Linked DNA regions of Mus musculus: all the other regions are linked to region 1. A link is a loop called in an ENCODE intact Hi-C map of the cell type or tissue named here. Cell type or tissue: left cerebral cortex. All regions are shown on one strand.

Region 1 (5,000 bases):
CTGCAGTCGGGAGCCTTGGAGCCTTGCAGCTGCAGCCTGATCTGATCCTCAACCTGTGGCCTGCTTCTTGATGGTCTTGTCTCCATACTTCAGGCTGCATAAACCTGTGGAGTTCGTGTTCTGCTTCCCAGTTAGTGGGGATGCCAAGATGAGAAGCTGGACCCTGTGATGTCTCTTGCCAAGCCTTCTATGCTCTGATCGAGTACAGTCAGGTGTCTTGTTCCTCATGCCCTTGGCTACTGTCCCTTGCCAGCTTAGTGGCCTGGATAAAGCCTGTCTTGAGACCCCAGTGAAGGCCTGCATGCCTTCCAGGTCTCTCTCTAAGGCTCAGAACATTCTGGAAAATTGGGGAGGAAGAGGACTTTCCTTTTATTTCTATCCCCCCCCCCATGGTCTCTCTGTCCTAATTATTTGTGGTGTTACCCCACCCCACCCCTGCTGGCCTGCTGTAGTCTCTTGCTTCCTGTCCATTCCCTCCTGTTTTACACAGATGCCATGGGCACCTGGAAGCTTGGTAGAGTAGACAGAATTGCTCACAGGGCAGAAGACTGAGGAACTCGTGGCAGTGGAGAAAAATAAATCTTCCCCAAGGGGCTGCCCCAGCTCTCCAGACGTGGGTCCCAGCCTGCATCTGCCCATCCTAGGAATCTCTCTCATCTCCCCAGTTTCAGGCTCCTGCCCCTCCCAGCCTTGTGGTGCCAGGGAAATACTCTCCAACTGTGCCACTTTGCAAACAGATGGGTCCTCTTTTCTGTCATTGTTTCCCGTCTAAATAGAGAAGACAAAGCTGCTGCCCAGAGCTCTACAATGAGGGCCATATCCTGCTGGGACAGCACACACAGCCCTCTCTCCTCCTGTGGCAGGACTCAGAGCACTGGGGCACTATCTTCTGCTCAGCACAAGTCAAGGGAGCCCCCTTCCCCATTTCTGCACGGCACACTGTCAGACAGGGTAGTAGAGGCTCTACACTTCCTTTGTTGGCCCAGAGCTGCAAGATGCTGGTCCTGTGAGACATTTTGCTGGTGGGAGTGTCTGTCATCTTAGATCCCACCTCTGACAGGCTAGACCAACTCCTGCCTGAGCTCAGCAGCAAGCAGCCTCAATTGGAGACAGCTCGGGTGACAGGAAACATTCCAAAAGCCCCCAATACTGAAACTCTCTGAGAAGGTCTGAGAAAGCAAGGTGACTTTTGGGGGAGCCAGTACAAGGCTGGGGAGCGGGGGGGGGGGGGGTGAAGACACCTGTGTGAACACTTTACGGAAACTTATAATGATTTTAATCAGCATTTTTTCCTTCCATTTAAAACCCCAAACTTAGCTACTTAATCAAATGTCATGCTTAAGACACATTTACCTCCTCGGGAGAAAAATGAACAATGGCAGCTCAATTTGGCTTTGGATGGGTTTTAAAAATAGTCAAGTCTGGGAAGGCCATTAGGTAAATGGCCTCAGAGAGCTTCAAGGAGGACCTCCCGCGGGCCTGCGGCTCCTTTGTTGAGAAACTGGAAGAGAGAGGGCTGAGCAGAGCAGCCTGTGGTGGTACTTGGCGGCTCCAGGCCAGGATGTCTGCCAGGCAGAGGAGGAGCTGCCAGAAGCTACAAGAAGACCTGCCCTTTGCACAGAGAGTCCCAGTAAGGGGTCCTGTCTGTGCATACAGAGGCTGTCAGGTGTATGCATGTGTGTGGGAGCATGCAAATGTATGTTTGCTCATCTGCATATGCCTCTGTGTGTGCAACTGTGGGCACATGTGTATGTATGTGCATCTGTGTGTCCTCAAGTGTTTGCTTTCATGTATGGACGTGTGTGTGTGTGTGTGTGTGTGTGTATGTCTCGGCGTATTAGGTGGAGTGGCACATACCCTCCTCGACTACTCCCAGCTAGCTCCGAAGGAGAGAAAAATAAATCAGATAGCTGCGTGATATCCTTGAGTTCTAGGGAACAGGTCACACACAGCGAGATGAAAGTTTTATTGTTTTTCCATCTGTAAAATAATGTTTTTTTTTTTTAATCAAGAGATAAAGAAAAACAAAGAAGTAACACAGAAGGGCTTGCCTTGGGGAGGCTTGGACATGAATTACCCTTGGGGAAGTAGAGTTGTGTGCTGAGGTCCCAGCTTCTCAGAGGTTCAACTTCTAACACGTCCTGATGGGGGCCAAGAGTCTCCTCCCCTGCCTAATGGAGAGGCCCTATGTATGTTACTGTTGTTTTATTTTCCTAGAGACTACTGTCTTTTCTTGTTCCCATCCTTGCATGCAGAAAATGTTACTATCCACTGTCTTCTTGGACAAGCCCCTTCCCGTCAGAATAGTATCCATCAGGCCAAGAAACACGAGCAAGAGAATTTGATCTTGGCTTAGTTAACTCTCACCGGAAGTTGAACATTTTTCTCGAGTCATAACTGTGGGTGGCGGGCTGATGGCTAGGTGGTACCTGTGACATCAAACAGAAGCCAGAGGCATTTTGTAGGCAAATGAAGTTGCAAAAGTCCCAGGGTGCATCTGGCTGTCAGTTATAACCAGGATATGTCAGTTACTTATCTAATGTATCAACAAGAACATACAGTTTTAAAAATTATTTTTATTTTATGTGCATTGGTGTTTGGCCTGTATGTGTCTGTGTGAGGGTGTCAGATCCCATGTGGATGCTGAGAATTGAACCCCGGTCATCTGGAAGAACAGGCAGTGCTCTGAACCTCTGAGCCAACTCACCAGCCCCCAAGAGCATACATTATTAAGTCATACATTGACTTCATTAATCTTTTTCTGGGCGTTTGCTGGGGATTGAACCTGGGGCCTTATCCAGGCTAAACACAGGCTCTTCCTCCAGCTGTATCCCAATCCTGTTAGAGTTATCTTTGAGAATACATTTCAGTAACATCTCAGACTGAACGGGATTTGCCACCTTCCCAAAGGGCAGTGGGTCTCCTAAGCCTGTGAAAAGGTCTGTAGAAGAAAGCAGGTCAGAACCCCCACCTCCAGTCACCTGGCTGCCCAGGCTAAGTCTCCCTAAGGACTCTACAGGCTGCTGGAAGGCCCTCTTTTTGCAGCACCCCAGCTTTTCCCGCTAGGTGGCAGCAGTGCAGGCATCTCCTTCCTGGTTGGCAACTGGGTCCAGCTTGCTCCGTCCGCTAGGACTTCCCTGCCTCCTTACTTTGTAAGATCATCTCCCTCCAACCCCCAGGACCAGGGCTCTGCGGGAAGAGGACCCAGAAGTGACCAGGCATTCAAAGCGCTGAGTCACCTGGGTGTCTCTCTGGACGACAGACTGGCACACAGCTAGTCGCAGCTGCACGTGCGCTGGGCCAACTCATTTAGTCCTAATTAAAACCTCCTGAGGGAAAGCACCGGAAACGGGTCTTGTAAGATGAGAAAGCCAAGAGTCGGAGAGGTTGCGTAATAGACATAGGACCCCAAGACAGTAGCACCCCATACCTAACTTCAGTCTCTTGCAACCATGCTACCTTGCTCCCAGATACTTTCTTTAGGGCCTGAGAGGGAAAACAGAACCATGTTGTCCTGTCCAGCCTGGGTGGGGAGAATCTCTGGCTGCCAAAAACCTTGGACTGGAGGCTCAGGGAAAAGGACCTGCCTGGGTGCACAGTGAATCCCAGGAAGACTGGCTCCTCCCCCCCCCCCAGCAACCCTCCCAGGGAGGCCTCACCCTCTCTCTCCTGAGGGGGGCAACTGCTGGGCTGAAGTCACTTGCTTGCAGCACCCTGGCAAGTCCCCAGTTGCCTCTCTTTACCTTCCCGGCTCTGACTCTAAAGTCCAAGCAGGAAGACCGCAGACTGAAGCTCATTTCTAAGGCCCCTGGCTTTGCATTTCTTCCCCACTATGTGTGGAGCTGAGAGCTGGCTTTTGTTCCTACAGTTCCTCAGGGACTAGGCAGCTAAGGCCTCCGTGGGATCCTCTGCCTTTATGTCACTCCTTTCAGTGAAAGGGGACCACAGAAAGCCTGTCTTTCACTAACCGGACATGCAGACACAACTAACCAGGTAGGCACCAGGGAGTGCTGGGTGGGAGAGTGGGCAAGATGTCTGGGAGTGCCAGGTTCAGAACTCCCTGGCTCTGCGAAGACAGCAGATGCCATAAAACCAAGAAGGAGGGGGAACTGCGCTGGAGACTGAATAACCGGGCAGAAGCATGCTCCAACCAAAGGCTGAAACTTCATCTGCCTGGAGAGAGGCCAGGCCCAGGCAGTGGGGAGACTCCCCAGGAGGACCCTCCCCAGCCTCTCGCATCGCCTGCGCCGTGCAGCTCCGCAGGAGGAAACTTTTCGCACAGCCTCAGCTCCCCAGTCCCATGAGAACCTCCTCTCCCCAAATCAGCCCTCTGCGTTCAATGGGCGTACTTAGAACAGGGTCCGAACCTCTTAACTGCTTCGCATGCCATCTGGTTACCGTGGCAACACCATCCGGCGGCGCCGGGCGGTCCAATCGGAGCCTGCGGCCTCTTTCGAGCCTTTCCCAAGGTGGAGACCCGGACGCGGCCAGGGATGGGGAAGGGGTGGGCCCGGTTCTTCTCTCTGGCGCCGCCCAGGCCACTCAGAGCCCAGGTCGCCAGTCCAGCTCCAGCGAGGTGGGCTGGCAAGCTAAGCCGACCGGCCGGGTTGGGGGCTCCGACTCCAGGTTGAGGGGCGGGGAAGGAGGGTGACGTGAGCCGGGCCCGGCGGGCGGAGTTGGGACCCGTTCGCGGAGGCGGGGGCAAGCGCTTCTGGAGGCAGACGCGCAGAGGGAGGCGGCCGAGCGGCGCGGGCGGCTCTGCGGAGGGCGCGGTGGGCGCGGGCGGCGGGGCCCGGGATCCCCGCGCGCCTCCTCCGCGCGGCGGCGCCGCCGCGCGTCCCCACGCCCCGCGCTCCACGCTTCTTCGCCCCGCGCCTCCCCTGCCCGCCTTCTGGCAGTCTCCGGGCCGCGGCTGTCTGCAGAGCGAGCGCTTAGACGGAGCTCTCCAGCAACTTGATCGGTGTCAGAACCTGGGACAGAGGCCCCTCGACCCGGCGGCG
Region 2 (5,000 bases), 340 kb before region 1:
GGTGCCCCCAGCCTTGGATTCATGGTGGTTTTGCTAGGTGTCTCTGCTCAGCGTCTATGCCCTGCGACTAAAGGTGAAATCAGAAGTTCAAGGCCTGCCTGGGCTATAGAGTGAGACTCTATCTCAAAGGAGCAAGGTCTTGGGTGTGGCCCAACAATAGAGAACACATCTAGTATGCACAAGGCTCTGCTGGAGTTTTGTTCCCAAACCCCAAGTCTTAGGAAGCAGAGAACGGAAAATTCCCAGGCCCCTGGCTCAGGGGAGCTAAGCATCAGAGCTACTCGGTATCTCCTGGTGTTTGGGGAATGTAGAAGAAGCTGGAAAAGAGGTAATGAGCAGGCAGGGAGCTGGGCCCAGCAGCTGTCCTCAGGCCCCATTGTGATAGAGTGTCAGCGTGTTCTGCGTCCCTGGTGCCCCTAGAGGGATATGTATCTAGCTATCCCCGCAAACCATCCCCATTCTGAGGCAATACACCATTATCTCCCCAAAGCTGGTCACTCCCCTGGAAAGTTCCGGAAGGTGACTCACAGGACACCGAGTCAATCCTCAGGGTGCAAGTGGCTCCCAGGAGTCCTGCACAAATGGAGAAAGAATCAGCGGGAAGCAGGACTCCAGGCTCCGCTCTATTCTCCTTCATCAGCTGGTGACCATGGTGAACAACTGCGCACCCTCTCCAGCACCCAGCCTCACCATCTGTAAGATGGACACGATGCAATCATGCTGGTTCCCTGTGGCCGGAGCATCGGGGTGGCAGCCTGTGAGGTGTCTCGTGGCTCTTGCAGCCAGTGGACTGTACGTGACGGTGTTAGAGACATCGCACCTCAGAGCTAGGCAACACTCAAGGTCAAGGTGAAAGCAGAGCAAAGTCCTGACCTGGGAGGGGAAAGCTGCCTCCCCCCCCTCCCCCCAGGCTTCCTTGAGTGTGCTCCCAGGAGAAATGGGTCTGGACTGTCACTCAGCGAATGGTTTTGGAGTCAACATGTCCAAGCCTCCAGCCACCACCAGGACAGACTCACACCCTGACCTCATGGGGTCATTGAGTCACCCGGACAAAATTCCTATTGCTTGCGGAGCACAGCTGCTTCAGCTGGTTTCTGGTGGCCTGTTGTTGGGTCCGTCTGTTTTTTCAGCTATCCCTGGTTGAAACTGAAATGCTAAAAAAAAAAAAAAAAAACCCAAAACTTTAGTGCCTTTAGCGGGGGTCTTTCTGCCTAAGGGAGAGGGGTCTGGGCTGGGTTCAAGCCAGCTCTGTCAGGATGCCTGCCAGCACCCCCAGGCTGGGAAGTTTCTAGGCTGGAGAGGATTGGGAACATATGGAAAGAGGGAATCTACAGGTAACTGGCTGCCTCTTCTCTGTGGGAGTCCTAGGCAGCTGGTGAAGCTACTTGAACCCCAAGAAGCTGGAGGTAGCAGAGGTGGAGCGGCCCGGATCCAGACCCTCGGTTCTCTCCTGTAAGTGGTAACATGTCGCTCCCTGGTCATCCTTGGGCCAGTGCTTGCTATGAACCTGGATGGTCCCGGAAGGGCTAATGCTCCCACTTGCTGTGCAGCTGCTGATGGGGATGGAACAGGGACCCCCTGATGCACCTCCCTTCCTGTGTTTGCGTAGTGACAGAGGGACATAGTTGCAGGTATGACACTGTGGTTCCTTCTCAGGTGTGGAGAATGGGAAGGCAGAACAGTTTGTGCAGCCCCTGTGGAGCCCTCCTCACACTAGGAAAGGACTCTGGTCTCACTTAGCCAGGAAGCCACAGACCTGCAAGCTCAGCCGTGCCCCCAGCCTTGGACTCATGGTGGTTTTGCTAGGTCTCTCTGCTCAGCGTCTATGCCCTGCCACTAAAGGTGAAAGATATTTTCATTGTCCCCAGAGTGTGCTAGGGCTGGGGTGCGGAGGGATGCAAGGTGAGGTGCTTCACCAAGCATGGGTCACAAAAACGTGACAGGCTATGTCTTCTTTCTGAAGACCCCTGAGTTCTCTGTGGAGAAAGCAGGTAGCCTATCCCCCTTGCCTGCTGCACAGACTTCAGAATAGTCTTTGTGAAGAGGTGAGGACAGTTAACAGATCTCAACAAATCTGGCCAAGTTCCTGTTTTGTTTGTTTGTTTGTTTGTTTGTTTGTTTGTTTGTTTTTTGTTTTTTGTTTTTGCTTTTGTTTTTGATTAGTTCAGCATTCTCTGAGGACTCCAGGAGCACGTGAGTTCTGGGCCAGTTCACCTTCTGCCCTCTGCCTGCGGAGGGGCAGAAGGCAAGAAGCCGTACCAGACAGTGAAGTTTCAGGCTGTGATAACTGGTCAGGGTGTGAACTCCGGAAGAATCTGAAGGCAGCTGACGGTTGTGATAGACACGGAGCAGAGACATTCTTTCTGGGGATAGCCAGGGGATCTGAGCAGGGTGTTCATTCAGACAGCAAGGATACAGTCACAGGAGTGGGAAAGCTGCCGAGCGTGTGAGGCGGAGGTGGGTGAAGACAGAGGCGCGTTCTGGGTGTATCCTGTTCTGTTGGAATAGGGTTTTACTGGAGGGGTGTTGGGAACCATTGAAAATGTAGGAAGATGTTGAGCCTGGTGGGATGGGATCTGCTCAGGGCTTCGTCTCTTGGCCACTGGGTGGCGCTGCTCATCTCTGGATTTCCGCTTTTCTAACAGGATTTGACCTTGACCCCTTGGGCTGGTGGCACAATGTGTAAGTGCTGTTAAGATAACTTGTACTCATTCATAGGTCACTATCGGGACGTGCTGGAGTAGAGTAGACTCCGAATCTGTTGGAGCTCCCAGGCGTTGAGTGCATGTGACCAGGTCAGATGGGCCCTTTTGTTTCGCTGACCTCTAGGCACGTGCCTAAGGAGACTACATTTCCCAGCCTGCCTTGCAGAGATTTCCCAGGACCTGTTGGCTTTGTCTGGCCAATGGGAGGGATATGAAGAAGGAAGAGGAAGGTCTTGAAATAGAAAAGTCCTGGGTTGAGGAAGATAACTCAAACGGAAAGCTAACCCATGCTAACCGAAACTTTTTGTAAGGATGCCTTTGGAAGCCGGTCATGTGGCTCCTGCCTTGCTGGGCACCTGCAAATCTGAGGCTATCCTGGGCTACACAGTGAGACTGTGTTCCAATCTCAGTTCTGTTGCTGCTATTAAAATACTGACTAAAAGCAGTTTACGGAAGGGTATGGTTTATTTACAATTCCAGATCCCAGACCGACATTGGGGGAAGTGGAGGCAGGCAGGCCGGTCGCTATTCCACAGACCATTGCTGCCGACCAAGGAACTCACTTCACAGCAAAGAAATAACAGCAGGAACCAATGAGGATGCTTTTACTGGCTGCTTCACAGGTCGGCTTATACTCAGCTAGCTTCCCTTTACAGTTCAGGTCTAGGGGATGTGCCACCCACAGTGGGCTGGGTTCTCCTACTTCAATTAACAAGGCAATTACATACACACCTGCCTGCCAATTTGATGGGGGCAGATTCTCTTCAGAAGCAGATAACTCTTAAGCTGTGATGACTGTTAAAGCAGATTAGGACAAGAATCATTCAAGGGGTGGGGGAGGGGGGCGGTCCATTGTGTGAAGCTGCTCATGGTAGATTTGTACTCTGAGAAAAACTAGCTAGATTTCCTTCATTGGTCGTTTTTTAAGGACCTGCCTTTCCAAGATGGCAGATGGGGATGACGGGACAGATGTGACAGGTTCCAACAAAAGGTCAAGGAGGGAGCTGATGTCATGGTCTTACATCAGGAAGGGGCCTCAGTTAGCTTTGGTTGGTTCTTCCATCTGCCCAACAGCCAGTAAAAGGACACCTTGTGGGAAACCAGCCTGTCTCCATCTTGGGCTTCAAAGACAAAGTAGGTTCATTTATGTTTATGATAAGAATAATAAATTATAATATTAATATAATAAATGTTAAATTATAATATGATATGTTTATGTAGTTGGTACTAGGATTGAGCTATGCCACACCCAGAGCCTTATGCCTGTCAAGCCCCTGTTTGGAAACTCCCTACCCCTGGGCTATAAAAACCTCGTCTTTACAGCATCCAATGCAGCCCCTCTTGGACCCTGCCTCAGGGGTAGCAGCCTGTGAACACAAATAAGAAAGGTTGCCTTAGTTAATTTGGCCATGATGGTGTGTTAAGTCACTGTTCAAACAAAACAACATTTGTGACGGACAGACTGACTGTCAACGCTGCTCTGAGAATCCAGCCATCCCTTCACAGATGCTGCAGCAACATCTTTGGGATTAACAAGTGGTCCTGGAGTCTCTCCAGGGGTTGTCCCTGACCAGTGTGGATGGCAAAGTCTTTATCAGGAATGGAACTATGTTTATATAGCCTACATACCCCTGCAAGCATGTTCCATGACCCCTTGATGGTCTGAATGCTTGATACCACACAATGACTGTGAAGAGTGCTTACCAGCTGCGATTCAGGGGGTAAGGACAGAGAGGCTACATGCTCGGGACGGACGCGTTTGTCCCCTGCTCAGTGCAGGACAAGAACAAGAGCCAGGCATTTTGTTACAAAGCGATAGGACTCCATATAGCTTTCCCATACCCTCTTTGATTTAAACCCTATTTGTTTCCCCTCCTCTGAGCTTCTCCCTACATATACCTTTCCACTTCCAGTGTTCCCGTCTCCTCTGATGTCATTTAAGGAAGTGACTTTCAGTATCTCATTGCACAGCACGAGCCCCAGTGCCTTACTTCCCAGCAGCACCCCTCCACTCCCTTGCTGCAGCACCTGTGAGGGGACGGCTAGATTCTCAGAGCAGCGTTGACAGTCAGTCTGTCACAAACGTTGTTTTGTTTGAAATATGTGAAGACAATATGGTTCCATGTAGACCTGAGGAACAGGGATTGTGAAAGCTGTCTTGGATGATTGTAGATTTTCTTGCTTCAGTGCTAAACTGAACAAGTAGTGAATTTTAAAGGTGTGTTGCAGCGTGGAGTGGGAACCATATAGATACATTTTCTTCCCTTCCTCTGTCACATAAAAGCTCATTCTTTG
Region 3 (5,000 bases), 460 kb before region 1:
TTGCAGAGTCCTGGCATAAAGTAGGCGGCATGGTCCTCTTCTTTATCTGGTCTCCATGGCATTCCTTGGCTCGGGGTGTCAGGCCTGTGTGTAGGTTGCAGCTAACAAGGTTTGTGTCATGTCTGGGATTTTATGGCAGCCATCTGGAATTCTTGGACATTCTCAGACTAATTCAGCTGGCCTGAATTTAGAAGCAAAAAAAAAAAAAAAAAAAAAAAAAAAACGGGGGGGGGGATTTCCATCTATTGATTTTTCATTTGGGGGATTATACCATTAAGTATCCCAAAAGGTAGGATGGGACCCGACTCAGATGTTGAAGAAATGGAGTCTTTCTCGATCTCTGTCCCTCTCATACAAAGGTTCAGGCTCTCTGCAAAGATAAAGCCACAGCCTAGACTGCACACAGGACTTTTGAAACCAGTCAACATGCAGCGTCCCCAAGATCACCCCCGGGTTCCACGTTCGCAGAGAGACTTGTCAAAACCTGACAGTTTTACGGTCTCAGATGGTTTCTTAGGAAGGAAAGGACATAGGGTAAGACCATGTTGGGGTGGGGATAGGAGTGAGGGTGGGCTTCAGGAAAAGACCCAGAGCAGAACGTTCTGGGCTGTCTCCCAGGGGTCATTCTCCTGACAGAGGTGTGACACGACAGCTAGGGGTCAGACTCATGTCTGGAGTTCTTATTAAGTTACATGGGAAGATCTGATTGGTGGTTACAAGCGGCTGTCACAGCCTCCCCATTTTATTGGTATTCATGGCCCAAAGTGCCCTCCTGAGCTGGCCAATTCTGCATCTGGTGTGGCTCTTGCCACCCTAACGAATAACATCAGTCTATCCAGGGTGACCCAACATCCCAGACAAAGAGTGTGGATCCTGTTGGAGCATCTCAGGGGGTGATACTCTGTGGAGGCCGAGGACAAATGCAGGGTATCATCTGGGATAACGGTGGAGTTCTTCACCTTACCCAGTCCTCTAGAGCACAGCACACACTGAGGGGAGGGGGAGGGGAAAGAGATGAGAACACAGCCTGCTGAGTCTCTAATTCCCCCTCTCAGATGCTGCCTGGCACTTTCTTCTCTCTCCTTTTTTGCAACCTCTGTTGAAATTCTCTGGAACTAACACCCCCTGCATGACCCTGATGACAAAGTTATTTTTTTTAATTTATTTTTTTATTTTTTTTTTAGAACATTTTCCTCTGAGGGAAACAGGCACCCTGCCTTTCTCTCAGTGAGAGAGAAATGTTCTTCTGGATACTTTTTAAATTCTCTAAAAAATCTTTTGACTCTTTTGCTAAGGGGAAGCAACCTTCCAACAGAGCGACACACAGATAATGTCCTTTGAATGTTGGCACAGAGCCTAAATCAGGCCCCAGGGGGCACCACACTTGCTAATGGACTCTGCCCTCTCTCAGAGATGGAAAGCCAGCCTCTCCCTCTCTATGATCACTGGAACCCCAGTTGTGCTTCTCTCCCACAGCCCTGGCATGACCTCGGGGTGAGCGGATGACCAACCTTCCCTGTTAAGCGATGAACCCACCCAGCTGTGGCTTCTGTGAGCATCGTGTGTTCCAACTCGAGGCATGTCAGGGGAGTTCTCTCCAGGGGTGGGGGGTGTTGTTGCTCTTCTGCACACAGCAGCCCTCGTGCCTGTGGTCTCTGTGGGTACCCACAGGCTGGGCACCACAGCAGAAGCTGTTTTTTGCTTGAACTCTTGCAAGGTGGTTGGGAGGGATGTTCTAGCAAATGCTGCTTTAGACTTCGCAGCAACTGTCTCAGCAGGAGGGACTCCTGACACAGAGACTGCAGGGTCCATACCAAGCTCCCCTGGTCCAGGCCCAGAATACCCAGCTGTTCCACCTGGGTCTTTATCCTTAGTGATCTCTCTCTCTCTCTCTCCCCTCCCCATGTCATCGTGTGTGCACCCCCCCGCCCATGTTATCACACTTGCAGGCTGCAGCTGGAGATACAGAGTAGAGGATAAACTACTAGGTACCAGGGTCTCCTGAGAGAGCAGGAAAGCAGGGCAGGCTGTCTTAGAAGTTGCATGATGCCCCCACCTTGCAGGCTCAGACAGCCATTAGACTTCTGAGCACAGTGCCTGGGAGGTCTGGGACAGCAGCAGCTGCAGTTTAAAGAAGCAGATGCCCAATGAGGTTGTGGCCATCCCATGACTTGGTTCTATCTCGATAGGGACAGGGATATGTCTATGTGTTTGGATTTCGTATGGCATAGGTCAGAGCTTGTTCTGTATATCACCATGACAGTGTCCTATGGTACGTGCAGTCTATCTTTTGTGACACCATGAAGCACATGGAAGAGGGGACCTCACCCAAGATCACCTGCAAATAGGTCACAAAGTGCTTTGGACCCACTGAAGCCTGTGTCTCTGGTCACCAACACCAGGGGGCAGGATGAGACAGGAGAACAGGCAGGCTGCTGCAGATCTTCCACCTCCCATCCACTCTAGTGACAACCTCTGAGACCCAGCTTCTCAGGATGCCCACGAGGAAGTGGCACGGGCATCAGGTGAAGCACAGAGAAAGCAGTTGCCTTCCCAATGGCTTCCAGAATCTTCTGAGAAGGATTGAGATAGGAGTAGAAACACCTATAGAAAATGAGTCTCGCACGTTGGGGTTCCTGAAAGATCCAGAGAGAGGGAACATCAAACCTGTATTAGCATGAAGAGGCAATGCAGAAGCCTGCAGGACGGGTACCCGGCTCACAAGGCCCGCCCATAAGCCCCCCCCCCCCCCCCGCGTTCACAAGCTACGCCCACAAAGCCCAGGGCCAGACTGCTGCCTACTGTTCCAGAAACCATCTTCAGTTGTGCTCTCAGGGCACATGTCAGGCTGGTGTGCCTTGGGCTTCTGGCGCCATGGTTTTGCTGGGGAACTACCTTCCGGTGCCGCTCATCCCTGGGTGGCCTATTCTCATGTCTCTTGACTAAGCCTTCCCCTTCTCTGGTAGCAGCACTGTCCTGCACACAGAAGAAGCCCAGCCCCTTCACTGAGCCCTCTAGGCAACACGCTCATCTGTATCACATTGGGCCCCGGTCCCTAGGAGACCACAAAGATTCAGGATCCCAGCTGGGTCCTCTGGCATCCGCTTCTCTGGAGCCCCCATTCCCACGTACTTTCTAGGATACACCTTTTATCTCTTGAGATCCGTTAAATATTGGGGAAGCGCTCAAGGGTGCGCTGGTCTACATGAGGAAACCGAGGCTTAGAGTCACACAAGCCTTGGCTGAGCCCTGGGAGTGTGGAGGCACATGTCTGCATGTGCCTTCTGTTGGGGTAGTCCTTCCTATCTTCCTAAAAACTGTTCTCTTCAAAATCTTCTCTTCCTCCTCTGGTCTCCAGCCTTCTTCCCCTCTGCCTCTTGGCCATGCCTCTTATCAGAAGTAATCCATGTCCCACCCAAGCCTGCCAGAGGACTCCTTTTTATCAGCCTGGACCTTGCCACCTGTTTAAGGAGCCTGGAATGAGCTTTCGTTTTTTTTTTTCAGAGCCTCTGGTGCGCTGTCTAGAGAGACCCACACTTACGTGGTATAGATCGTTACTGCACACTTGTGCTCTGGCACACGTGCATTGTATCCAGGTGTGCTTTGGTACACACCTCAGTACCTTTGTCTCAGGTCTTCCCTTAACCAGGTACAGAAACAGGTGGAGTGTGACATACGGGTTGACTGTGGGATACAGCCAGTAGTATGGGCATAATGGGCACCAGTTTATAGGAGAAGGGTAAGCTGGCATAGGCTCGCTTCTCCTACGATGAGTCCATGCTGGGTAGGGAAGGGGGTGTTGCAGAAGAGTCAGCCATGAGACTGTGAGCAGAACCAAAGCAGAGAACAGAACGGGAGAGCATCTTTGATCCTGCCCTTGCCCAGGCTGGCTGCTGCCTATGAGTCAGGGCAGCTGGCTGGGGCCCAACTGCCAGTGCAAACATGATGTGACATGGCTGTCCTATGCCTAATAGAACATATGTTACCAGAGACTTCTGGGAGAACCCAGTCCATAAGAATGGAGGTGTAGGTGTGAAACAAACCTAAGCCATCATGCTGGTTGGCACTTAAGTCACTTAGGCCAGGGCACATGTCTACAGCTTCATCTCCCCAGCCCCATGCAGAGTGCTGGTTCACACATACATATATACAGGGTGTAGTGTGATTTATTTTGAGTGTCTGGCCCTTTAAAGGATCTCCAGTTCTTAGTCAGCTGGTCCTTTAAAAGAATGCTTGACCCTATGACCTTCAGTGTCTGTTGCCTCTTGGACTACTGGGAACAGGAGAGGATGTGAAAAACCAGCAGAGGCTGAGAGAGGAAGGCTAGGATCCAGATGGCAAAAGAATGAAGTCAGAGAAGAGGGTTAGAGAAGACGGTTGATGCAGGAAGAAGGAAGATTGGGTGGAGCTAGAGGAGAGAAGATGGTCTGAGCAAAAGAGAGATTGAGCAGAGTGGGCATAGGAGACTGTTGAGCCAGGAGAAGCTGAACTGAGCCTGGAGAAGCTGAGCTGAGCCTGGAGAAGTTGAGCTGAGCCTGGAGAAGCTGAGCTGAGCCAAGAGAAGCTGAGCTGAGCCAAGAGAAGCTGAGCTGAGCCGGGAGAAGCTGAGCTGAGCCGGGAGAAGCTGAGCTGAGCCGGGAGAAGCTGAGCTGAGCCGGGAGAAGCTGAGCTGAGCCGGGAGAAGCTGAGCTGAGCCGGGAGAAGCTGAGCTGAGCCAGGGATGATACTGTTAGGAGGCAGTGGAAAGTAGATTGGGCTAGCAGATAGAGAGGACAGTTGGCGACAGTTGAGCCAGGGAAAGTTGAGCTGAACAGATAGACCATAGCAGTCGCTATAGTTTGGAGTGGCTGGTTTTGGGAAAACTGGGAGGACTGTTGAAGCAGACTGTTGGAGGACTGAGGGAGGAACAGTTGGGAGGAACGTTTGAAGGAGCTGGGCTGAAATCTGGAGGAGGGCTGGCAAGGAGTTAAAAGAACTGGTTACTGTTTGCAAGAAAAGGA

What was found. Hi-C counts contacts between places; a loop is a spot of excess contacts. Peaks named below come from ENCODE experiments on the same cell type or tissue, not always from the same donor. Only the 100,000 strongest peaks of a DNase experiment are listed, where the experiment ranks them.
Region 2: it touches region 1 in a loop (2.9-fold over the local background); 2 of 42 quality-filtered maps call a loop at or near these places.
Region 3: it touches region 1 in a loop (7-fold over the local background); 6 of 42 quality-filtered maps call a loop at or near these places.

What each region holds. Positions count from the first base shown.
Region 1 is chr4:153,482,672-153,487,671 of GRCm38, reverse strand. It overlaps Ajap1 (adherens junction associated protein 1), which reads left to right and starts at 4,842. Exons shown (of 6, transcript NM_001099299.1): 1 at 4,842-5,000. In left cerebral cortex, a CTCF peak has its summit at 3,071 (motif pointing right); DNase peaks (open chromatin) are centred at 3,077, 4,421 and 4,893; H3K4me3 peaks cover 843 bases; H3K27ac peaks cover 1,091 bases.
Region 2 is chr4:153,825,830-153,830,829 of GRCm38, reverse strand. No RefSeq gene overlaps it. Among named protein-coding and RNA genes, the nearest start is that of Gm31353, 13 kb to the left of the region's middle. In left cerebral cortex, a CTCF peak has its summit at 2,596 (motif pointing right); a DNase peak (open chromatin) is centred at 2,501.
Region 3 is chr4:153,940,860-153,945,859 of GRCm38, reverse strand. No RefSeq gene overlaps it. Among named protein-coding and RNA genes, the nearest start is that of BC039966, 7.1 kb to the left of the region's middle. In left cerebral cortex, a CTCF peak has its summit at 2,392 (motif pointing right); DNase peaks (open chromatin) are centred at 2,418 and 4,882.